2 separate regions of the Homo sapiens genome follow, and region 2 is linked to region 1. The links are chromatin loops, found by intact Hi-C in ENCODE. Cell type or tissue: sigmoid colon. All regions are shown on one strand. Each heading gives the region's core, and the rest is flanking DNA. Links, peaks and the distances in the headings are about the cores only. Region 1 overlaps CHD9 (chromodomain helicase DNA binding protein 9). Region 2 overlaps CHD9 (chromodomain helicase DNA binding protein 9).

Region 1 (13,100 bases), core at 1,580-9,579:
CCCAGCCACCAACAGCTGTCAATTTATATGGCCACTGTTGCATCTGTACTACCATCTAATGAATATAGCCACCCCCTCCATGGATATTTTTGAAGTACATCTTAGTCTTATCATTCATCTAAAAATACATTGATTTATACATCTAAAAGGCAAAAATTTGGGGGGATCAGTTTGAGGTTTTTTTTTTTGTTGTTGTTGTTGTTTTGAGACAGGGTTTTGCTCTGTCACCCAACCCAACTTGAGTACAGGGGCTAATCATAGCTCACTGCAACCTCAAGCTCCTGGGCTCAAGTAATCCTCCCACCTCAGCCTCCCAAGCAACTCGGACTACAGATGTGCACCATCACACTTAGCTAAGTTTAAATTTTTTTTTTTAAGAGATTGTGTCTTGCTATGTTGCCCAGGCTGGCCTTGGACTCCTGGCCTCAAGCAATCCTCCTGCCTTGGCCTCCCAAAGTTCTGGGATTACAGGCATGAGCCACCATGCCTGCATTAGATTTTTGTCTTTAAAACACAACTACAAAACCAGTTTCACACCTAAAAAAGATAACCATAATTCTCATATAATCAAATATCTGGTCAGGGTTTCTATTTCTCCAGTTGCTAAGTAAATTTATTTTTACAGTTGGCTGGTTCAGGCCAATATCTAAACTTAGAAAACATATAAACCAAATGCAATGCTCCACATGTTGCATTTTGTTGAGGTCTTTTAAGTTTCTCTCTCTCTCTTTTTTTTTTTTTCTGTTTTGTCATTCCAATTAGTCTTAAGTCTCATCTACTCTGTGGTTGCCCTTTTCTGTTTTGTTTCTTACAGTTTCTTTGTTGAAGAAATAGAGTCCTTTGTCCTATGGAGTTTCCTACACTCTGGATTTTACTGATTACATCCCCATTTTGCTGATTACATCTGGATTTTGTTGATTGCATTTAACAAGTTCCTTTTTTCCCTGTGCTTCCTGTAAGCTAGATGTACATTTGTATTTAAAAAAGAAACAAAACTTGTATGAACATCTACTGTTTGCCTGGACTTTTATGTGGATGCTTAAAATAAAGCCAACCCTTAAAAAGTATTACTGTATCAATGCAAATTAAGATTATGACACTTAAAAAAAAAAGGAATGTCATGGTTATCTAAAATTGTAAACCTGGGTACTACTGCGAGTCACAAGACGAAAATAAACCTTTTAATTTGTGAGCATGGTAGTTCACAGATGTGAAGAAAGTGAAGTGAAATAATTGTTCCACTTCCATGAAAAACTCTGAAAACAAATCTAAGGGTAAAATTCAGGAAAAGTTTGACATTATAATTTGCTCTTGGATCAGTTTTTTTCTCTTTTCTCTTTAAACATGTATTTATTGATAGTTTGAAGAAAAATGTTGTATGCATTAAATAAAAATCAAAAGAAGCCACCATACTAATGTTTGACACATATTACTAAAATTAACTACAAATCTATTGTTTTTAGGTTGATTTAATATGAATATTTAAGTAAATAATTATTATGCTTCTATTTTAAAAATAAGGAGACTAAAAACCAGTACACCAGCTTACAATAAACAATTTAAGAGAAGTAAAATGCCTTATTAAATTATCTTTATAATACCAAATTACTTTAAGATACTTTCCTTTTGACTGCAGAGGTTTTAATTCTTTCCTTTCTTGGCTTCCATGGCACCACTGTCTCCTGATACTTACCTTACCATTCTTGCATTTTCTTGTTGTTTTCCTTCAATAGCTCCTCTTCATCTGCTAGCTCCTGGAACTTGTTGTTTTTGGGTTTCACCACTGGTTCTCTTCTGTTATTCTACATTGTCTCTCTAGGCAGATAAACTCATTCTTGCTCAAGGCTTGCTATCTTCTGTTTTATGTCCTCTTCCATTGAAACTTCTATCCACCTAGTCCTCCAAGCCTAAAGCCTAAGAGTCTTCCTCTCTCTTGAGAAAGGTTGGGAGAATTTTAGCTACAATGCAGTTATATCTCTGTTGTTGAAAATTTATTGTTCTGTGTTTTATTTTTACTAAGGAATTATATCTGGGACCTTGCATTTCTTCATATTTTAAAAATATGTCAAGTAGAGCCAGGCGTGGTGGCTCACGCTTGTAATCCCAGCACTATGGGAGGCCAAGATGGGCAGATCACGAGGTCAGGAGATCGAGACCATCCTGGCTAACATGGTGAAACCCCGTCTCTACTAAAAATACAAAAAAATTAGCCGGGCGTGGTGGCGGGCGCCTGTAGTCCCAGCTACTCGTGAGCCTGAGGCAGGAGAATGGCGTGAACCTGGGAGGCGGAGCTTGCAGTGAGCCGAGATCACACCACTGCACTCCAGCCTGGGCGACAGAGCAAGACTCCATCTCAAAAAAAAAAAAAAAAAAAAAAAAAATATATATATACACACACACACACACACACACACACACATTTATGTCAAGTAGAATGTTTCTTTATCTAGATAACGTGTGTGTGTGTGTGTGTGTGTGTGTATAACCTTCACCACCCCAGCCTGCCAGGAGAGGAACCTGTTCTCTGAGTGTACAGTGGTCATGTGATCATTTTTCCCTTCTCTTTTTGAAAATTTATAATTTCTACTTATATCCACACACTAGTGATCCAGTAATTTTATTAATACAACTGAAATATTGGAAATGGAGGAATTTCCCAATATGGCTGTTGGTTACATGTGAAATTATTTCACCAGAGGAGAAAGGACCTAAGTCCCCACTCAGATTTTAAAACCTCTAATTTCTTGCCCAAATCTCTTCGCTTCTTTTCCTCATGAAGGAAAAGGCGAGTAACAGGTAGTGTGAAAAATTATAATTTTATTAGAGGCATGAAGTGCATGCATAAGGGTCTGACACTATCCTCTTCTACTCTATTTGTTTTTTTGTTTTTGTTTTGTTGTTGTTTTTTTAGTAGTTGTCTGGACCCTTTAAATGTGTATCATGACTTGCTATTAGGTCATGACCTGTCTTTGACAAACACTTATACTATAAATCTTTGAGTTTCCCCAGTACTGAAATATGATATATAGAGTCTTCCATATATTCCTTCCAGGTGCTATCAAAATAACATATCACATATGATATCATCTCTTGTACTATAGGTTTTCTTTTTTAATGAATATTTGGATATGATATTAATATATGTGCCTTTTATGTATTTTTTTGTTTATATGTTTGTTTGTTTATTTGTTTTGAGACAGAGTTTCGCTCTGTTGCCCAGGCTAGAGTACGGTGGCATGATCTCAGCTGACTGCAACCTCCACCTCCTGGGTTCAAGCGATTCTCCTGCCTCAGCCCCCTGAGTAACTGGGATTAGACGTGCGCCACCATGCCCAGCTAGTTTTTGTATTTTTAGTAGAGATGGGGTTTCACCATGTTGGCCAAGCTGATCTAGAACTCCTGACCTCAAGTGATGCATCCACCTTGGCCTCCCCAAGGCTGGGATTACAGGCATGAGCCACCGCGCCCGACCTATTATTTTAATCATACAAGCTCATGGGGAGCAAGGCCTGTGACTTTATTTTAAATTTTTAAATACTTTGTATTTTGAAACTTATCACACTTACAGAAAAATTGCAAGCATAGTACAAATAAATTATTTTACTCCATTTGAATAGGGTGCAGACCTAGTAATCCATCATCCCCAAAGACTTTGGTATATGTTTTCTACAGATCAGAACATTTCCTACATAACCACAGTATAACAAGTAGAAAGTTAATAAAGCAGGAGCTGTGGGGACTTAGAAGAGGAAAAAAACCAAAAATACAATTAAGTAGATTTGGCAGAATTTGATGACTGCTTAGATGGTGGGGGGAAGGGCAGAAAAACCATAACATTGTATGTTTGTGTGTGTGAATTGGGAAATGACCAACATTAAAAATGTTCAGTTACTTAACACCTCTGTTGATATTCTGTGGGAATATGGTTTTAAAATGCTGTATTCTAGTAGCAGAGGAAATATTTCATCATAGATTTATTAAGGTTTATTAAACAGTTGGGATTCTGAGTCAGGTAGTAGAATCTATTGAAAAACTTTATAAGAGAAGTGAGTTGTTTTGGAAATCCTCTTAGGTTCTTTGAATAGTGTCAGTGAATTATAAGGGTAATGGAAGAAAACAGCAGGAGGATCTGCATCTTACATTCCAGCCCTGACTTCTCTCTCTGATGATCCAGTCCCAAATTTCAAATTGCTAGAGATCTCCATTTCAAACTCAGTATGAAAAGAATTAAACTTGTTATACACACATACACATTCTTTCTCAACTAGGTTTCCTATTTCTTTTACTTTTTTTTTTAAATTAAGACAGAGTTTCACTCTTGTTGCCCAGGCTGGAGTGCAATGGCATTATCTCTGCTCACCACAACCTCCGCCTCCCAGGTTCAAGCAGTTCTCCTGCCTCAGCCTCCTAAGTAGCTGGGATTACAGGCATGCACCACCAGGCCCAGTTAATTTTGTATTTTTAGTAGAGGCGATTTTTCCTCCATGTTGGTCAGGCTGGTCTCGAACTCCCGACCTCAGGTGATCCGCCCACCTCGGCCTCCCAAAGTGCTGGGATTATAGGCATGAGCCACCACACCTGGCCTTCTTTTACCTTTTCTTGGTCGAGAAACCAAGTGCTGGCTCTTCCTGCTCCTCAGCCATGCCTCACCTCTGTCTAGTTGATTTCTACACTTTTGAAAGGGCACCGGGAAAAAAAAAAAAAAACCATCCTAGCCTTATTATTTGGTATCTCTGCAATTTTGAGAATGTTACTACTTTCCTTTGTCCTCAAATTAAACTCTGTAAATTATGATAGTTGAACCAAACATGATTAAAATATAATGGTTAAGAGTGTGGTCTCCCTAACAAGACCCCCTTGTCTTTTAATCCCTGCTCCACTATTCAGTAGCTGTGTGATCTTGGGCAAGTCATTTCTCTATCCCCCAGTATCCTCATATAAAATGGGAATAACAGTAGTACCTATCTTACAGGGTTGTTCTGAAGATTGAGTCAATATATAGGAAATATTAGGAATAGTGCCTGGTACATAGTAAGCACTACATTTTAGCTCTTATTGTCATAATGATTTTTGTAATTGTTTGCTCTCTCAGTTCCATTCTGTCTCTTTGTAATGCTACTATCAGAGTATTTCTCTCATTAGCCAGCCCCTTGTCTCCATTATCACTGTTATTACCCTATTATTAATCAGGATTACATTAGTTATTAAATGTAAAATAGAATAATCCCTGGCACTTAGTAAGTAGTCTGTAAGTGTTATCTCATTATTGTTATTATTTTCACATTGATGACATCTCAAGTCAGATCCTTTCCTCGTCCTTACTTGTCCTCTGCCTTTAATCTCTCATGCCATCCAGATGGGTCTTTCTAGAGCCCTGTTTAGATAGTGTTGTTTCTGTTTTGAGGCCTTTGGTACCTAAAAGGGGCAGAGGGGAGAACCCAATGTTGTTTTATAGTGATATCAGATGACTAACCAGGACCAACTGAAAAAATGGCATTGATGAAAGAGGTAAACTTGAATTTTAAAGCAGTGAAATTTTGTTTTAGTGATTTAAGGGCATTGCTTACTAAAATAGAATCAATTTTTATAGAAAGAAAAGTTGTACTGATGTTCAAATTCAAGTTGACTTGCTATGGAACTAAACCTACAGTTTTACCTGAAAAACTCATCAGTGCAGTTAAAATAGAAGGTTAGGAGGAAAGGTCAGAAAGGTTTTTTATGTTACGAAAAAAATGTATTCATCCATGTTAAGACGATGAAACAATTTTAACATTGTTAGTAATCTTTATAAACAGTTCTCATTTGTTCATTTCAAAATTTTAAGCTTCTTTTTATAATTCAAATGAAAATAGCTTCATTTCTGTATTTTCAAAATAACACTGTTAGCTTTTTGTTAGAAAAATTATAAGAAACCTTATCTAACTTCTTAAACTTATTTTGGGTTCATTTGCATGACCTCTTTAACCCTTTGCTAATCTTCAGCTATTTCATATTTTAAATATTTTAGAGTATCTTGGAGAAAAGTATTTTTTTCCAATAAAAATTGCTTTAGATTTTGTTTTTTTAAAATATTGATAGCCACATAATGCCATTTTACCACAGTTTAGTTCTCAGGTGATTTTTTTTTTTAATCAGATTTTTATGTATATTTTTTAAAACTTTACTGCAGGAAATGGCAGAGTGAGAGTTAATGTGTTACATGGAGGGAAGAACAGTCCATTGGGGGTTAAATTGCAGAGTCTAATGGAATAATAACTGGTAGCACCATCTGCTGGCCTACTTCCGCAGAAGGAGTCAGTATTTTTAACGACATCTCTAATATTCATGCTGATGCATTTTGATGCTTTGTGCATTCATTTCTTTCTGTGCTTTGTTGGAATCTGGCTATCTGCTTACAGCTATTGAGGAAACTCAGCTTTTTAGGAGTGTTTACAGCCTTTTTCATACCTAAATAGGATGAACAGTAGATATAAACTTGCCAAGGCAGAAATGTGTTGATAAATCAAAATGTGTATTTGTGGAGGGTTGTGCATCTCTTGGTTGCAGCTTGCTAAATAGGCCATTTAGGAATCTTCTTTCAATGCTTTTTTCTTGAGCACTGCCTGGGGTGGTGAAAAAGCAGAGGGCAAGCCTTTGTCTGACGCCAAAAATGTCTTCAGTGAAGAGGCCAAGAGGAAGGGTAAGTGAAAGCCTGAATGAGTGGGAGGAGGAGGGGTTCTTTGGGCTAAAAGGCTAATGGGATTGAATAACCTTCCTTATTACTGGCTGCTGCTACGGGAGTCGTACTGCATCGCCATCTTGAGCTTGTTGCTGTTTCCTCGAGTCTTGGTTATTTGTTATAGCCTGTAGGCCTTAAGGTGGCATTTTAGTGAGCAATTCTAAACCCTCCTTCCTTTCCCAGTGCTGCAGTGCTGCTATGAAACCTTTGATGAGGCAGGTATAGAAAAAATATCCAGTGAAGCACACTGGAATCAGCATGAAAATGTGTTTGGAAATTCCTGATGGTTTTTTCCTTTGGTATAGTCAGAGGCATGTTTACGGGTAAGAACATAACAAAACTGTGATCTAAGTATATGTGGATGAATGCGTGTTTGAAGAGGAAATTCTTTTTAAAATGCTCTTGATCTGCTTCCTGTGATATTGCTAAATATTAATAATTTTAATGTAAAACTGTAAAACTTGTTTATTTCCCAAATTGCTTGAGCAAAATAATTATGATATAGAAAAAGAAAAAAAATTTTCACATTTAACTCTTTCATGGGAAAACTAAAACTTTCTCTAATTTTAAGTATGAGAATGTCTGTTTACTAACTAGCTATGTTGCTGCACTTAAATATTAAATGATTTCAGGTTGTAGTCGTAAAGCAGAGGTTTTATTTTTCTAAAAGCCATAATAAACTGTATGGAGTAATTCTAAATTAAAATTATTTAAAAATTTATTAATGTTCAGAATTTTGGAGGGAAGAGGAAAGAAAAGACTTTTATTCCAAATGCACAGAATATTTATGGGATAAAATTTGAATCAACTATCTTTACAGGACAAAACTTGAATCAACTAACCAAGAATGCTATGAAAATATCAATGAATCTATATTATTCTTCTTTAACCTTCATTTTTAAAAGTAGCAATTGAGCTGTTTATATCTGTACTAATTTCTTGATAAGCAAAATGTTTTAAATTTGTTTGTAGCACTCACATATTTGCTAATGTAATTTTACCTCTCTAAACATAATTTAAGATTTTCAGATATTTGTGACAATTGTTTTAGATGTACTTTGGTATATTCTATAAAAAATATTTTTGTTTCTGTAGCCTCCATCTTCCAAGAAGAGCGATGGTTCTGGGACATATACTAAGTTGCAGAATACCCAGGTGAGGGTCATGTCTGAGAAGAAGCAGAGAAAAAAGGTGGAATCAGAAAGCAAGCAAGAAAAGGCTAATCGTATAATATCAGAGGCCATAGCAAAAGCAAAGGAGCGTGGGGAACGCAATATTCCACGAGTAATGAGCCCTGAAAACTTTCCTACTGCTTCAGTTGAAGGAAAAGAGGAAAAGAAAGGTAGAAGGATGAAATCCAAGCCAAAGGACAAAGACAGCAAAAAAACAAAAACATGTTCTAAGTTAAAAGAGAAGACAAAAATTGGGTAAGTTGGTTAAGAATTAAATTTAATTCCTTTCAATGTTCTGTTAAAGTTCAAACTGTCCAACCATCTACTTTTGATTTGAGTATATTTACTCCCATATTTGAGTTTTAAATTGTTGGCTACTATGTGTGCTTTATTTCATTGCCGAATGAATTAGATAATATTCCAGGATCTCCCAAATTTTATGGTTCTATGAATGTAGAATGTAGCTTTTTGTATGTTAATATTATTAAAAGGGATTTAAAGTAGTAAAATATTTCAGTATACGAATCAGGAAAAGGATAAAAACAAACAAAATGAAATCCATATTGCTGTGCCAGTTTCATATTCACTTTCTTTACAGAGCATGCATTGAAATTCTTTATAAGATTCTTTTTCTCTTGGTTGTACTTGTGCCTCACTGAGCACTCATAGTTTGGAAACATGAAATGTAATATTTTCTTAATAAAACCACAACTTTGGACTGAATGAAATGGCAAAAAAAAAAAAAAAACACTAATACCATATAAATCAACAATAAGTGGTTGCCAGTTCTTACTGATTTACTTCCATATAGTCTGATTTACTTTACGTAATAAAGAGGCCAGGTGAGGATTAATGCTCCAAGAGAATTATAAGGACAAAGAATTGCTCTAGGAGGATATATTAATCCTATGTATTTTACTGCTTATCCAAAATATTTTCAAAAAATAAAATACAGTAAATGTTATAATTTGCTTTATAGGTGTATTTGCTTAGCATGCAAGGGTAAGCATAACTAAGCCAACATAGTTTAGAATTGTTTTTTCAGGACTGGTTATTTTTGAGGACTTCATGTGGAAATTTGACATAAAGGGGTCAATCTAACTTTTCTCTTTTTCACAAAAAGTCCGCAATAAAGAATGTCTTTATTGTGAAAATCTTCATTTGCTCAGAAATTGTTGATATATTATATAGATATTTAGAACTAATGCAATTTTATAAATCAAATGAATTCTTAGCATTTTAAATGTAACCGCCAAATTATTTAGTTTGGTCCTTATGTCATTCAGGTCCAAACGATTAAATAATATGGGCTCTCTTGTTATAATAGATTAATAATCATATTGATTTTGCATTTTACTTGCAGACAGCTAAAATGAAATTTGAAAGATTTCTACTTCTTTTATTGTTTTTTTAGAGGTTTTAGGTATGAAAGTAACTTATTTTTCCAAAGCTCTGCCCAGTTTTAATTCAGGAAATCCCATATTTAGTCTTTTGCTGAACCAAAATTTAATATAATTAAGGGTTTCCAGTTTTAACTTGTTCAGAGATCTAGACAGAGTAGAATACTATTTGGAAGAGTAACGTTTTGAAAAACAATGCATAAAATGAGGAAATTGGTTGATAAACTTTTAAAAGTTACACTAACCGTTACTTGCCTCAAACTTGGGAAGGAACAGCTAAAGGCAAAAGATACCAGAAGTAAATCTAGTTTAAGAAAAAACATTGTACATAAGAGATAACTAGAAATAATTAAATTAGAAACACAGATTTTTAGAAAAGTGAATTAATATAGTAAGGGGAGTAGTAACACTGAAGCGGAGTACTGACTAGTTTTGTGATATCTGTGTTTTTGTTAGGAGTAGGTAAATTATTCATAGTAAATTATTTTAATATTGCACAACATTGACCAATTTTTCTAGAGGTAGCAAATTCTAGAAAACAAAATCGATAAGAATTGTACTAGAAATTTTTTTTTGTTTTGGCTAAATACATGGTAAAATATTGAGTAGTTGCTAGAAAAGAAAAATTGTTGAAAATATAGGCCTTTTTGATAGAAGAATTTATAAGTCGCAGGCAGATAAGTGAATTGATAGAAGAATTTATAAGTCGCAGGCAGATAAGTAGTATTGAAGTTTGCATATGTATTACTAAGCTGTTAGAGTAAAACAGTGTCAATCATTTATATCAGTCAAAGACAAAAATTATTGTCATGTTGGAGGAAAAGGCATAGTTGGAATAAATGAAATTCATATACAATCCAGAATTCCAGTATTAGCCAATGAAATATTTCATTACTGTGCTTTCCAATAAGCCACTATACTTTGTAATTTTGAATTTGGTGAGTTTTAAATTTTTGAGTGAAGAATCATTTAAGTAAAGTTCAGTTGCATCATTTCAACTAGCACCATTTTATAATTAAACATCTCATTTAAAATTTTTTATTTTTCTATTAATTTTAGGACAATTGGGCTGTTCCTAATACCAAATTATTGATATTAGTTAATTTGGAAAGCAGTGCAACTTAATCAACAGCAGTGTAAAATATAAATTTTAAAATTAATGGCTGGGCGCGGTGGCTCATGCCTGTAATCCCAGCACTTTGGGAGGCCGAGGCGGGCGGATCACGAGGTCAGGAGATTGAGACCATCCTAGCTAACACCGTGAAACCCCATCTCTACTAAAAATACAAAAACAAAATTAGCCAGGCGTGGTGGTGGGCACCTGTAGTGCCAGCTACTCGGGAGGCTGAGGCAGGAGAATGGCGTGAACCTGGGAGGCAGAGGTTGCAGTGAGCCGAGATTGCACCACTGCACTCCAGCCTGGCTGACAGAGCGAGATTCCATCTCAAAAAAAAAAAAAAAATTTTTTTTAAAGTAACTAAATTTGTAAACAATAATTTATGGTTGATGTCATCAGGGTTGGTGTTTATTTAACCCATATATGTGATTTGATGTAATCTAGGAAGACTAATCTGAAGAAAAGCAATACTGCCCCTGCTTGCTAATGTGCTTGAAACCTTTTCGTTGTCACTTTTACAGATTAACTTTTTTTCCAATGCAAAGAATAGAATGTCCTTTTCGGAGCACTTTCTTAGAGTCTCATTTCATTTTTACAATTCTGTGAGTTAGAGTGGGCATACAGTGTGATAATGGGGTTAAATTCTTTGCCTCTGGAGCCAGTTGCATTTGTTCAGATTCCAGTTTCATCACTTACAAGCAGTGTAATCCTGTACAAAAAGCTAACATCCTCATGCTTTAGGTTCCTCCTCTGTAAAATGGGGATAGGATAGTACTTGCCTCATAGTGTTATTTTGAAGACTAAATCAATTAATATACAAAATAGTATCTGGAATATGCTTAGTGTTCAGTAAATGTTAGTCATTATTGTTTTCTGACAACATAAATAGCATAGCTATTTAAGGAAAAAGCCAAGGCCAGGAGCCACACCCCTTCCTTCAAGCCCACACTCATTCAGCTACCTCAGTTCTCTTTCCATTAAGGCTCTGTTCCTAAATAAGATCAGCTTAAAAATTAAGCAGGAAAACACAGTTGCTACTTGTTAAGGGGAATAATAGATTAACTTATTAATGGCTATTTTGACATGACCATGCCTCTGTTGATCAGGTTAGCTAAAGTAGCATTTAGGATAGATACAGTTTGAAATGTGTCTGGAGTTTGAAGGAGTTGCTTGTGGCTATGTGGAAGGGTGTGAGTTGAAATGGAAATGGCAGGTGCAAAATGAAGGGTGAGGTAGGCCTGGAAAACTTTTATCTGCTTTGGTGTTTTTTATGATCTTGGCAGTCAGGTTCTAAAAGCTGCCTTTCATACAAAATAGTGAGTATTCCTTCAGTAATAGTAGGTACATAATAGATGCTCCATGAATGGAATGGGATGAATTTTATGGGATGGATGGATGGATGGAAAGAAGGTTAAATATTAAATGATACCAAAGGGTTGAACTTGATCTGTTAAATTGAAAACAGAAATGGAGGCTAATCCATTCATAAAACCACAGGGATATAACTAATAGTTTAGTAATATTAGAGAGTTAGGATGAATTTTACTGATTTATTTTAGAATCTAGGACTTCCAGTAGAATTTTCTTATGGCCCTGTTTGGTTTTAGATTATCGAATGGGATTTCACATGATTCGATAGAAGTATTTTTAAACCTATGATTTATTACTTTGACATTTAAATTATGTTTCCATGTTGTCAGTTGGAATTTACTTCTGTTATAGATTTTCTGGCTGACATAAGTAGAATGCTTTTGGTTACTTAAAAATGTTTTCATAGCCCTGTAAATTTAATCAATTATTGTCCTTTATGATTAAACTCTTCCTTTTTGTATTAACCATAATTATCCTTTGTATGTGTTACAGGAATAGTAGTTATCAGGTACTACAAATAACTTCTAGTTAAAACAGAACATGTCTAAATTTGGAGATATTTATCAAACTCTAGTAGGAATTAAGTATAAGTCATGTTATGAAGAAAAACAATAAAACATTAATTTAGATCTCAAAATGATATTGTGTCTGTATTTGCCTCCAAGAAGAAAGGAGGAAAATAACATTTGTTAATTACGTGCTATCATATATATGTACATACATGCATAGGTGTGTATTTTTAACAAAACTAGCATCTATGTCCACATGTATGTCTTTAGAGAGACATTCTTATCTATAAAAATCTAAAGGAAAAATAAGATGAACAAAATCTGAGGGAAAAATAAGACATATCATTAGAAATTGTCACTTCATAGTTCTTGTTAATAAAGTGACGTATGAAGCCCTGCTTGCAAGGTTTTCAAAATAATAGGAATTTTGAAATAATATATGCTCGAATTAAATATAAATGTGTTAATTGTTTATTGGTGTATGATAAACGAAAGAGCAGTTGTCAAAATGCATGGTTTAAATTTATTATGAATTTTTTATTATTAGGCATACCATTAGTAGTCTCCCTGTAAGTTCTACGGTTTTTTTAAAGCCAAGCAGATAAAATGTTTTGCTGATTTTACTGCTTGCATGTAAATTACAAAACTTAGTAAAAATCTGAAGCATCTTTATCCTCAGAAAGAGTTGATATGTATGTAACTTATTGCGAATTTCAAATAAGATTTACAGTTTCATTTTTAAGAATGGTACCTTTATATGAATCATGCTAGTAAGGTTTATCATTGACAAATAGATGTACCATATTTTATTGA
Region 2 (13,100 bases), core at 3,518-11,517, 47 kb before region 1:
TTAGTTGCCAATCAAGTGTCCAAGATGAGAAGTCAAGTAGTTTATTAGGTAAATGGGTCTAGATTTAAGGTAGTGATATATAATTAATAGATGTAAGTTAGGGAATTGCCAATATAGAGATTTTATTTAAAACCTTGAGATTGGATGAAATCACCTTGGAAGTGATTATAGATAGAAAAGAGAAGAGGTTGGAGTCCTCAACATTTGTAGATTGTAGATTGAAATCTGTAAAAAGAGAATGAGAATGAGAATGAACACTCAGAAAAGTAGGAGAGAAACCAAGTGAATACCATATATAACAATTAAATGAAGTTAAGTGTTTCAAGGAGGATTCCATGATAACTACATCAAATGCTGCTGATAGGTAGTGTTAGATGAGACGTGAAAAACGACCCTTGTATTTCGTTATGTGAAGGTCCGTATGCCCTCAGGTCAGTTTGGTGAGATGATGGGAATAAAACAATTTCAAGAGAGAATGGCAACAAGTAAATTGAAGACAATAAACCTAAACAGATTCCTCAAGTTTGTTGTAAAGAGGAAGAAAGAAGGGGGAGGAAATTGAAAGGATAATAAATGGGATCAAGAGAGGGGATATTTGAAGATGAGAGAAATAGCAGCTTGTTTGTATACAGATGAGAATGGGACAAATTGATGACTCAGAAGAGAAGAAAGAATTACTGGGGCAATGCCTTTGAGTAGGCAAGTAGGTGGGGAAGGAAGGCAGAGGAAGGAGAGTTTTAATTTTTTATTGCTTATTACAAGAATCAAACATTTTCCAACTTAAATGTAAAACAGTGGAGGAAACTTTTTAAAAGTAATTTCCTTGGTTTTTTCTTCGTTTGTTTTGGAGACAGGGCCTCTCTCTGTTACCCAGGCTAGAGTGTAGTGGCTTAATCATGGCTCACTGCAGCCTCAATCTCTCAGGCTCAAGCGATCCTCCCACCTCAGCCCCCCAAATAGCTGGGACTACAGGAATGCACTATGCCTGGCTAATTTTTTTTTTATTTTTTATTTTTAGTAGAGAGAAGGGTCTCATTTTGTTACCTAGGCTGGTCTCGAACTCCTGGGCTTAATAAGCATTCCTCCCACTTCAGCCTCCCAAAGTGCTGGGATTATAGGTGTGAGCCACTGCACCTTGCCAATTTCCAGATTTATTTATGATATGATTGAGGAAAGCTGATCAGAAATACTTCAGCTTGTAGGTAGGAAACACAGTTATTCTGGCATGTGAGTATCTGTATGCTAGCTGGTAAGGTGCCCAGGAAAGGGGAGATCAGATCAAATAATGAATATACAACTGAATGGAAAGAGTATAAGTCCTTACCTGCTTTAATCCTTACTGGATACAGAGTTAATCAGTTCTTGTTACCTTTTAAAGGGCTAGCCCTAAATAATTAAGGGACAATATTGAATTCATATTAATTTAATATTAACACCCTTTCAATTGATATTTATTACTCAAAAGTATCTGGGCTTCCTAATTTTTTGATAAAAAGTAAGAATTCTAGATATCCTAAATTTAAATTTTCAAATTTTACTAATGTTTTACTAATATTTCCTGAGCTGTGACATTCTAAAGCTGACTGTTCCTCAAACCAAACATCACTTACTATTATTACTGATTATAAAAACATCTTGCTTTTGTATGGAAAACAATTTAATATGCAATGTATCACTTAATCATTGTATCAAGTATGTAGGATAGGCAGAGGGTTTTGTTGATTCTTTAGTTTTTATATTTCTTCAGGTCCCTAATATTAAGGAGCTTTGTGGATGATACTATGCATCTTCTAGAGAAGCAGTCCTCAACCTTTTTGGCACCAGGGACCGGTTTCGTGGATGGGGTAGGGAAATGGGGTGTGGTGGATGGAGGGAGATGATTTCAGGATGAAACTGTTCCACCTCAGGCATTAATTAGATTCTTATAAGGGAGCACAGCCTAGATCACTTACATATGCAGTTCACGATAGGGTTCGGGCTGCTATGAGAATCTAATACTGCCGCTGATGTGACAGGAGGCGGAGCTCAGGCAGTAATGCTGGCTGACCTGCTGCTCATCTCCTGCCGTGCAGCCTGGTTTCTAACAGGCCACGCACCCATTCCATCTGCAGCCTGGGGTTTCGGGACCCCTGTTCTAGAGTTGTCATTTGTGACAGAGTCAGTAAAAATCATTTCAGTAAATTTTGAAGTTTTAAATTTTGATTGATTAAAATGATCTTGATAGCTTACCCTGTCTCAAAAAAATTTTTTTTCCTGAGTCATTTAAAAATATGTCTACTCTAGAGTTCTTATTTATTTTAAAATTTTTCCAGCGCTTAATTTTTACTTATATTACTAGCTTATTTTAACATTGTTATAAGTTTCAAAGTTGTATTAGATAAAATATTTTCTTTGAGAAGACACAGACTTCCACTGTAACTTAAATCATCCAAAGTAACTTCACCTACTTAATTTTTTCTCAGAAAGATCTACCTTGCAAATACTTGCCAAGTAAAATTAGTTGGTAATTAGATTGAATAAAATCAGTTTTGTTTTTTTTTTGAGACAGTGTCTCACTCTGTTGCCCAGGCTGGAGTGCAGTGGCACAATTATGGCTCACTGCAGCCTCAACCTCTCAGGCTCAAGCAGTCCTCCCACCTCAGCCTCCCAGGTAGCTGAGACTACAGGTACACACCACCATGGCCGAGTAGTTTTGAAATTTTTTCTGAGATGGGTGTCACTCTTGTTGCCCAGGCTGGTCTCAAACGATCCTCCTTATCTAAAAGATACAACAGAAAATTAGAAGTTTCAAAATAATTTTACTTATATAATTTTTATTCTTAAAGTAGCTTTATTGAGATATAATTCAGATACCATACAATTCATTCATCTAAAGTGTATATTTAGTGGCTTTTAGCATACTCAGAGTTGTTTATCCATTACCATAACCAATTTTAGAGCATTTTCGTTACCCCCAAAAGAAATCCCATAACCTGTAGCTATCACTCACCAATCACCAGTCCTTTCTACCCACCCACCATGCCACCAGCTCTAGGTGACCCACTAATCTATTTTCTCTCTATATATACTTGCCTACTTTTGACATTTTATATAAATCGAGTCATATAATATGTGGTATTTTGTGACTGACCTCTTTCACTTAGCATAATGTTTTCAGAGTTCATTTTTGTTGTAGCATGTATCAGTACTTAATTTCTCTTTATTGTTTTTGTTCCTTTTTTTCTAGGATTTTGACACTTCATGACATGTCATTATTTAGAGCAATAATGAATATTGACCTGTTTTGGATTAGTTGATGACCTTCGGAAATGATCCAATAATATCTACTATAGAGAAGCTGAATATACTCCATTTGGAGTGAACAGCCCGGATTGTTACAGAATTTTCAAGATGACAGATCCAATGATGGACTTTTTTGATGATGCCAATCTTTTTGGTGAGACCTTAGAAGGTTTGTCAGATGATGCATTTGTACAACCAGGACCTGTTTCACTAGTTGATGAATTGAATTTGGGTGCAGAATTTGAACCGTTGCACATAGATTCACTGAACCATGTTCAAGGTACTCCAACACATCAGAAGATGACTGATTTTGAACAGTTAAATCAATTTGATTCAATAAAATTTCACCATGTTAATCAATCTTTTGGTAGCCCAGCTGAACATGTGTTATCTCCACACTCTCAGTTTAATTGTTCTCCAATCCATCCCCAAAACCAACCCAATGGTTTGTTTCCAGATGTATCAGATGGCAGTCCAATGTGGGGCCATCAGACAGCTACTACCATTTCAAATCAAAATGGATCTCCTTTTCACCAACAAGGACATTCACACTCTATGCATCAAAATAAAAGCTTTGTGGCACACCATGACTTTGCCTTATTTCAGGCCAATGAACAACAAACACAGTGTACTTCACTACGCTCACAACAAAACAGAAATAATCTCAACCCAGGGCAGAATTCTCTTAGCCAGTCTAAAAATTTTATGAATGTTTCTGGTCCACATAGAGTCAATGTTAACCACCCACCACAGATGACTAATGCATCTAATTCACAACAGTCTATTTCAATGCAGCAATTTTCTCAAACGTCAAATCCTTCAGCACACTTCCACAAGTGTAGCAGTCATCAAGAAGGAAATTTTAATGGACCTTCCCCAAATATGACTTCTTGTTCTGTCAGTAATTCACAGCAATTTTCTTCACATTATTCCTTTTCCAGTAATCATATATCACCAAACAGTCTACTTCAGTCCTCTGCAGTTCTTGCATCTAATCATACAAATCAGACTTTATCTGATTTTACTGGAAGTAATTCCTTTTCACCTCATAGAGGAATCAAGCAAGAATCTACTCAGCATATCCTAAACCCCAATACATCATTGAATTCAAATAATTTCCAAATATTGCATTCATCACATCCTCAGGGTAATTATAGCAATTCAAAATTATCTCCTGTGCACATGAACTTCCCAGATCCTGTTGACTCAGGAACTCAAATGGGCCATTTCAATGATCATGTAGAAACTAATGGCTTTTCATCTTTAGAAGAGAATTTACTTCATCAAGTGGAATCTCAAACTGAGCCATTCACAGGACTTGACCCCGAGGACCTCCTTCAGGAGGGTCTTCTTCCTCACTTTGATGAGTCAACATTCGGACAAGATAATTCAAGTCACATTTTAGATCATGACCTTGATCGGCAGTTTACTTCGCATCTGGTAACACGGCCTTCTGATATGGCTCAGACTCAGTTGCAAAGTCAGGCTCGGAGTTGGCATTCATCATTTTCTAATCATCAGCATTTACATGACAGAAATCACCTATGTTTACAGCGACAGGTATGTAGCTCTTTGCTTTTATTTTGGAGATTTGGGGGTAGGGCGGACTGTTAGTCATTGGGTTAATTTTATATGAAACATAGTCAAGATTTCTCAAACTTGGTAATTCCATTAAGTGAACATACATATTTTGATATAGGTTTATATTGTTTTACAAGTCTTGTATTGAAAGTGATTCACTGATATGCTCAAAGCAATAGATTAGCTTCTATATTTAGAAAATTATAAGGTGTTAAGACTTCTTTTGTGATGTTTATGAATACCTTTGAGAGAAAGTTATTTTATCAAAAACAACTTAATAATCATAATTAAAAGGGAAAAACCAGACTGGGAAAATTTTATTGCAAATACAATTAACATTGAGTTAATATTCCTATAAAAAGCTTTATAAATTAGCAAACTTTTAAGACCTCAGTTGATAACTAGATAAAACATATAAGCTGAAATTCACAAAAAGGAAATTAAATTAGTAAACAAAACCAGAATAATATGCAGCTTTAATAATAAAAAATAAATTTAGAATGGTTTTATTTTTACCTATTAGAAAAACATGTTAAATGTTAATGCTTAATGCTGACAAATTTATGGTGAAATTGGTACCTACATGGCTTTGTTAATTAATGCAAATATTTTGAAAAGCAATTTGGTACTAGATTAAAGAATATAAAAATTCTCCATTTTAATAACCCAGACATAGCAGAAGTATATACCCAAAGATATTTGTCTTAATATACTTACAAGGGACAGCTGAAAAAAGCATAGCTCATTATTGTAATCACGATAGACCATAGGCACTAAAAAGATTTTGAACACTAACATTGAGAATATGTTAATGATGGAGAAAAGAGCGTAATTCAAAATTAAGATCACAGTGAAGTAAGGTTAAGAGTGTGGCCTTTGATACCAGACTACCTGGTTTAGAATTGTGGGTCCTGTTACTTAGTAGTTGGGTGACTTTGACTTAGATAATTTCCGTGCGTCTCTTTTTCCTCATCTTTAAAATGTGAAATAATAAAGGATTAATAGATTTATAACATGTAAACATGCTTAGACTATGCCTAGCATATAGTTAGAAATTAATACTTTTTTTTGTTTTTTTTTAATTTTTCTTTTGAGACAGGGTCTCACTCTGTCACCCAGTTTGAAGTGCAGTGGCACCATCAGGGCTCACTGCAGCCTCAACCTCCCTGGGCTCAGGTGATCCTCCTGCCTCAGCCTCCTGGGTAGCTGGGACTATAGGCATGTGCCACCATGCCTGGCTTTTTTTGTATTTTTTGTAAAGATGTGATCTTGCCATGTTGCCTGGGCTAATCTTGAGCTCCTGTACTCAACCAGTCCACTCTCCTCGGCCTCCCAAAGTGCTGGGATTATAGACGTGAGACACTCTGCCCAGTCTTAAGTGTTTTTATTAATTATACTTTTTTTCATAGTAGTATGAAAATATGTATATGGGCCAGTTATGTTAGCTTATGCCTGTAATCCCAGCACTTTGGGAGATTGAGGTGAGAGGATTGCTTGAGACCAGGAATTCCAGACCAGCCTGGACCATGTAACGATACTCTGTCTCTACAATAAATACATTTTTAAAAAATTAGCCAGGTATGATGGTGCACTCCTGTAGTCCCAGCTACTCAAGAGGCTGAGGTGAGCAGATAGCTCAAACCCAGGAGTTCCAGGCTGAGGTAAGCCATGATCACACCACTGCCAGTCTAGGCATTAGAATCAGACCCTCTGAGAAAAAAAGAAAATTTGTATATGAAAAAAATACCAGAAGAAAATAGGTTTAAGTAGTGCAGTTTTTCCCTTACTTTCTACAATTTTGTCGTGAACATATTACTTTTATAATAAAAAATTAATGTAATATTTTATGTTTTTAAAAATTCTCTTGTTAAATTAAGGATTCATAAAATGCTTCAATACCTTGGTTACCTGTGAGATTCTGTGGACAATGAAATATACCAAAGTTCTTGAAATTAAATATTTAGGGATCCATTTTTCATTTTAAAGCCTTGAAGTATTTGAAAAAGAAAAAATCTTTGTCTTTCCCATTGGATTGACTATAGTTCTATTTCTTTTTTCCTTTTTTGAGAAGGAGTCTCACTCTGTCTCCCAGGCTAGAGTGCACTGACACAATTTCCACTCACTGCAACCTCTGCCTCCCAGGTTCAAGTGATTCTCCTCCCTCAGCCTCCTGAGTAGCTGGGATTATAGGTGTGTGCCACTATGCCCAGCTAATTTTTGTATTTTCAGTAGAGACGGGGTTTCAGCATGTTGGCCAGGCTGATCTCTGGTCTTGAACTCCTGACCTCAGGTGATCCACCGGCCTTGACCTCCCAAAGTACTGGCATTACAGGCGTGAGCCACCATGCCCGGCCACTTTAGTTCTATTTCAGAACGATATTTCAGCATATTTTTTGAAATGTCTAGGGAGATGTAGAAACATTTAAAAGACACTTATAAACCCTCCATGTCCCCCTCTTTTTATGACATGAGTTGAGTATTGTGATTTTGCTCCCCCTACTGGAGGAAGATCAAGCATCTCAGAAGGACCCTGGGAAAACTCTCCACTGATTGAACTTAGGTGCATCTATCTACTTTGTATGTAGGTTTCTGACTAGTTTGACCAATCATTTTTGTCCAGTGTATACTTGAAATTATGAGAGCTTATTGATTTATTTTTAAACATTTTATTCTCCTAAGACTTTATCATTTTGATTCATGTCTTTTTGTTGCTTTTGTTTTGTTTTTTAATTAATGCATTTCTAAACATGTTTCCCGGGCTTTAAAAAGTAGTAAGGACTCCTTTTTATAGATTTGGAATGAATGGAGGATAATTATAAATAACTAAAGCAGTCTCTAATGCTAGCATGTAGATAGAGAGCACTCCATCTGAGAGAAGTTATTTTCAGACCTACCTTAAATCATCTTATTCTACACTGATAAATACGGTTTTAAGTCACTCACTTTTTTGTTTCAGTTTTTTTTTTCTTGTTTTGTTAACTTGTTCTTTTTTCACATGTCCAAAAACTGATAAAGGGCAGTTTGTTTGGAATTCTTTTTTGACTTACTGAAAGTCTATTCTCGGCCAGGCGCAGTGGCTCACGCCTGTAATCCCAGAACTTTGGGAGGCCGCGGTGGGTGGATCACCTGAGGTCAGGAGTTCAAGACCCGCCTGGCCAACATGGTGAAACCCCGTCTCTACTAAAAATACAAAAATTAGCTGGGCGTGGTGGCCCATGCCTGTAATCCCAGCTACTTGGGAAGCTGAGGCAGGAGAATCGCTTGAACCCGGGAGGCTGAGGTTGTGATGAGCCAAGATCACACCATTGCATTCCAGCCTGGGCAACAGAGCAAGACTCTGTCTCAAAACAAAAAAAGAAAAGAAAGTCTGTTCTCGACCAGGTGCCATGGTTTATGCCTGTAATCCCAACACTTTGAGAGGTTGAGACAAGAGGATGAGTTGAGCCTGAGAGTTTGAGGCTGCAGTGAGCTGTGATTGTGTTGCTCCACTTACCAGCCTGGGTAATAGTGAGACCCTGTCTCAAAAAAAGGAAAAGAAAAAAGAAAAAAACACTCTGTTCTCAAGTTTCCTATTACTTCTTAGTTTAAACAGTGATATTTGGGATTCGTTGATTGTGAGAGTGAAAAAGAGAGATGGATTGGTAGAGAGGATTATTATGATTATTGTATGTTGCATATCAGTTTTATATGTACTGAATTATAGGTCACACATCTTAAATATATGAAATGCAAATGATTTAATATGTGGAATTCATGACAAATTTTGACAGAGCATAGACTTTTTTACCTATATAATTTTTGCATGTTCTGTATAGTTATGGTACTACATAGCTGAAATGTTATATTAATAAGGAGTTCTTATATTATTATGATGCTTCCACAGGTTCTATGGAAAGAAATTTTTTTCTGGGTTCTTTGTTGGGCTTCTTTAACTCTCTTAATTGTAGTAATTTCATTTTAGACTAAATTAACATCACTACATGTGTATAAAAGTTAACAGATTTAAACATAATGAAGTGGCATAATTTTTTAGTTTATGAAAAATAATTTTGAGGTATGTTTTGTTAGAGCCAAAACAAGACATTCTTTAACCTACTGTTTAAAAAACCATGGATGACAATCTATTTAGAATTCTAGAACGCTTTAGTGAGAATGTTGAATATTTAAAGAATATTTCTAAGCCTTGCTTTTTTCTTTCTTTTTTGTTTTTGAGATGGTCTCACTCTGTCACCCTGGTTGGAGTGCAGTGGTAGATCTCAGCTTACTGCAACCTCTGCCTCCTGGGCTTAAGCGATCCTCCCGCCTCAGCTTCCCAAGCAGCTTGGCACCACAGGCATGCACCACCATGCCCCACTAATTTTTGTATTTTTTTGTAGAGATGGGGTTTTGCCATGTTGGCCAGCCTGGTCTCGAACTCCTGAGCTCAAGTGATCCACCTCAGCCTCCCAAAATGCTGGGATTACAGGTGTGAGCCACTGTGCCTGACCCAGCCTTGCTTTTTTAAATTTCCCAACTATAGTGGGGTGATTGTAGATATCACTTCAAATATCTCAGCGTACGCTAAACTATGTGTCAATTGTTAACAACAGTGAATATTGCTGATTTGACTCTAGAATTTTACTGCTTAGAAAAGAGAGAGGAGCCAGGACACAGTGGGAAGAGAGGCCAGAGGGAGATGAAGAATAGTAGGGTTGTTGGGAGGAGGAAGAAAAAAGAAAAAAAGTGAGAAGCTATAGCAAGTGTTTCCAAATGTAAGTATGTACAAGACTAACATAGGGAAAATACTAGCTTATTTATCATCTCTAATTTTTGGAGCAAAGGAATTTTGAGAGAATAATACTCTGAACTTTTTATTGCTCTCATAACAAATATTTTCTGCTGTCTTTATAGCAGAATCTTTAGTTTTTGTCTTATTCGTGAAGTGGAAATAACATGTGGAGCACTGTGTGATCTCTCAATGTTTGTAAATTAAGTTTAGTGTAAAAATTCTGTGTAAGTGAAACATGTTATGAGGGATGGCAGAACTGGCATTCGAAACAGGAAATAGAATTTTAAGATATACTCATACATAATGTTTTATTGCCTTTTGTATTTTGATAGATTTTGTAGTTTATTACCTTGAATTATTATTTCTTTTCCTGAAGATAGAGAAATTTACATTACTTATAAACTTAAAAAAAACTTGTAAAAGAAAGATAGGTTTGAGCAGCACATATAAGCCTTTTTTTTTTTTTTTTGGTGGGGGACAGGGTCTTTGTCACTCAGACTGGAGTGCAGTGGGGCGTGATCATGGCTCATTGCAGCCTCCATCTCCTGGACTCAAGCAGTTCTCCTGCCTGAGCCTCCCCTGTAGTGAGCCACCAAGCCTGGCTAACTTTTTTTATTTTTTGTGGAGACAAGGTCTCACTTTGTTGCCCAGGCTGGACTCAAACTTCTGGCCTCCAGCAATCCTCCCACCTCAGCCTACCAAGGTGCCTGACAAATTTAATAAATGGTTGTTATAAAAAAATGGGTATCAAAAATAATGTGAAGAATAAGTCGTTTGTAATATTATTACCAAAAGATAATCACTGTTGCTGTTGTGTTATGTAAGATTCCAGTGAGATCTCTTGTTTGTCCTTTTGCCATTTCCCATATACATATTTTTAATTTTTTATTTTTTGTTGAGACGGAGTTTCACTTTTGTTGCCCAGGCTAAAGTTCAATGATGTGATCTTGGCTCACCACAACCTCCACATCCCAGTTTCAAGCAATTCTCCTGCCTCAGCCTCCCAAATAGCTGGGATTACAGGAATGCGCCACCACGCCCGGCTAATTTTGTATTTTTAGTAGAGACAAGGTTTCTCCATGTTCGTCAGGCTGGTCTTGAACTACCGACCTCAGGTGATCTGCCTGCCTCGGCCTCCCAAAGTGCTGGGATTACAGGCGTGAGCCACTGTGCCTGGCCAATATTTTTGAATTTTAAAGAAACAAAATTGAGATCATATAGTTCACACTTTCTGGCAAATTGCTTTTTAACCTTCCAATGAATATGATGCATACATTTTCCATGGCATTAAGTATTTTTCTAAAAATGATTTTGAGTGGCTGAATAATTTGTAATGGTTTAGCAACCATTGTAATGTTGCTAAAGTTCCATATAAAAGTAAGGTTATTACTGAGATCTGGAAAAATCTGAATCAAGGTGATTAAAATATCTTCATATTTTTATCGCATATATTACTGTAATAATTGAATTTAAAGTAGAAGCATAGTAATAAAAAATTAGAATAGGTAAGACATATAGCATTTACATTGTGCCAAGCACTGTTCTGAATACTTAACATATGTTATCACATTGATCCATCACAACCATCCTTTTATTTGGATATGATTTTTTTCCTTCAATCTGCATGGTTGGAAACTGAGATACAGAGAAGTTAAGTAATAAACCCCAAGTCACACAGCCAGTAAATGGCCATACTGGATTCAAACCCTATTTGACTCCATTATTTCTGGTCTTAACAACTTTCACTTTACTTAAAAGCATATTAATACATTGTAATATTTAACAATAATGTACTAAATGATTTCTTCCCTCTTCTGCCATTGAAAAATTAAAAACTGGCTTTAGAATCTTTAAGTGGCAAAGACCATGCCTCTCATGTTTTCTGGCTATATTCACAATCGTTTATCTATTAGCAGAGGAAGAACCAATGCCAAAAGAAAACAAACAAAAAAGCTCAACTAGGCCAGGCATGGTGGCTCACATCTGTAATCCCAGCACTTTGGGAGATGGAGGCAAGAGGATCACTTGAAGTCAGGAATTCAAGACCAGCCTGAGAAACCATAGTGAGATCCTGACTGTACAAATATATATTTTTTTAATTAGCTGGGAGTGATGGTGTGCACCTGTAGTCCTAGCTACTTAGGAGGCTGAGGCAGGAGGATCACCTGAGCCCAGGAGGTTGAGGCTGCCGTGAGCCAGGATTGTGCCACTGCACTCCAGCCTGGGTGATAGAGCAAGGCCCTGTCTCAAAAAACAAAAAACAACCATAACAACAAAAAACTAAGAAGTGTTCTGTTTTTTGTTTTTTTTTTGGAGGGGGGGGTTTGTTGTTGTTGTTTTTGAGACAGAGTCTTGCTCTGTCACCCAGCCTGGAATGTAGTGGTGCAATCTCAGCTCATTGCAACCTCCACCTCCTGGGTTCGAGTGATTCTTGTGCCTCAGCCTCCCAGGTAGCTGGGATTACAGTCATGCACCACCATACCTGGCTACTTTTTTGTATTTTTAGTAGAGACGGGGTTTCTCCATGTTGCCCAGGTTGGTCTCGAACTTCTGACCTCAAGTGATCTGCCCTTCTTGGCCTCCCAAAATGCTGGGATTATAGGCATGAGCCACCACTCCCAGCCATGTTCTGACATTTTTTATAAGATTATGTGTAAGATGATAGCAACAGATGCCCTAAAGGTAAATCCAATAATTATCTTCAAATATTTTGAAGGACTTTAGAGGTCATTATTAGGCCGTGTAAGTAGAAGTCACAGAAAAGCAGACTGTCATTTAATTTAAGGAAGAAGTTTGAAATAAAGCTTTTCACTGAAAGCAGGGAGATGGAATAGCTTAGATATGTCACAGAAAGAATTTCTGTAGCAGGTGGAAAATGGACTAAATTGGAGGGTTATTTCAACTCTTAAGATTCTATGGTTGTAATTTTAGGTTTTATTATAGGATATAACATTCATATTGCCTATTTAGCTCCTGAGTGGCAATTACAAAAGGTGAAGAAAGGTAAACACATGACAAGTCCTCCACTATCCAATTATGTCAGGAAATTATTTGTTATAGATGAATAAATTTTCCAGATAGATGGAATATATTTTAGCAAGACTCAAAAACTTTAATTACATGGATCTTTTCATTTCCCCCACCCCAGAAGGTAATGGTGGTGGTGGTAGAATGCTCTGTTAGAACAAGATGAAAATAATTTTAAAGGGAGGTCTCATATGTTTACATTTTTGACAGTTATTCTTAATACCTCCAGGAATTACCCTAACTTAATGTATTCGATTGAAATACATTAGATATTTGAAAATCATCTTAAGCAGAAAGAGTTAATTTTATATATATTAGTTATTATAAAAGAGAGGAAAACCTATATAAAACTAAAGCAATGCTCACACCCAAGCTATTTGCTGTTTTTTTTCCTAAGGTACTTTAGTTATAGCATACTATTTTAAAAAATGGTACCTTTTCC

What was found. Peaks named below come from ENCODE experiments on the same cell type or tissue, not always from the same donor. Only the 100,000 strongest peaks of a DNase experiment are listed, where the experiment ranks them.
Region 2: a loop joins it to region 1, with 2.7 times the contacts of the local background. A loop is called at or near these places in 18 of 110 quality-filtered maps.

Annotation. Positions count from the first base shown.
Region 1 is chr16:53,201,669-53,214,768 of GRCh38, forward strand. It overlaps CHD9 (chromodomain helicase DNA binding protein 9), which reads left to right. Exons shown (of 39, transcript NM_001308319.2): 3 at 7,814-8,145. Among named protein-coding and RNA genes, the nearest start is that of CHD9, 150 kb to the left of the region's middle. RefSeq lists enhancers at 6,167-6,756, 6,757-7,344. In sigmoid colon, for the core only: a CTCF peak has its summit at 6,294 (motif pointing left); no DNase peak of the experiment used is centred there; H3K4me3 peaks cover 3,328 bases; H3K27ac peaks cover 1,136 bases.
Region 2 is chr16:53,152,700-53,165,799 of GRCh38, forward strand. It overlaps CHD9 (chromodomain helicase DNA binding protein 9), which reads left to right. Exons shown (of 39, transcript NM_001308319.2): 2 at 3,227-4,842. The coding sequence starts at 3,391. Among named protein-coding and RNA genes, the nearest start is that of CHD9, 100 kb to the left of the region's middle. In sigmoid colon, for the core only: a CTCF peak has its summit at 7,396 (motif pointing left); no DNase peak of the experiment used is centred there.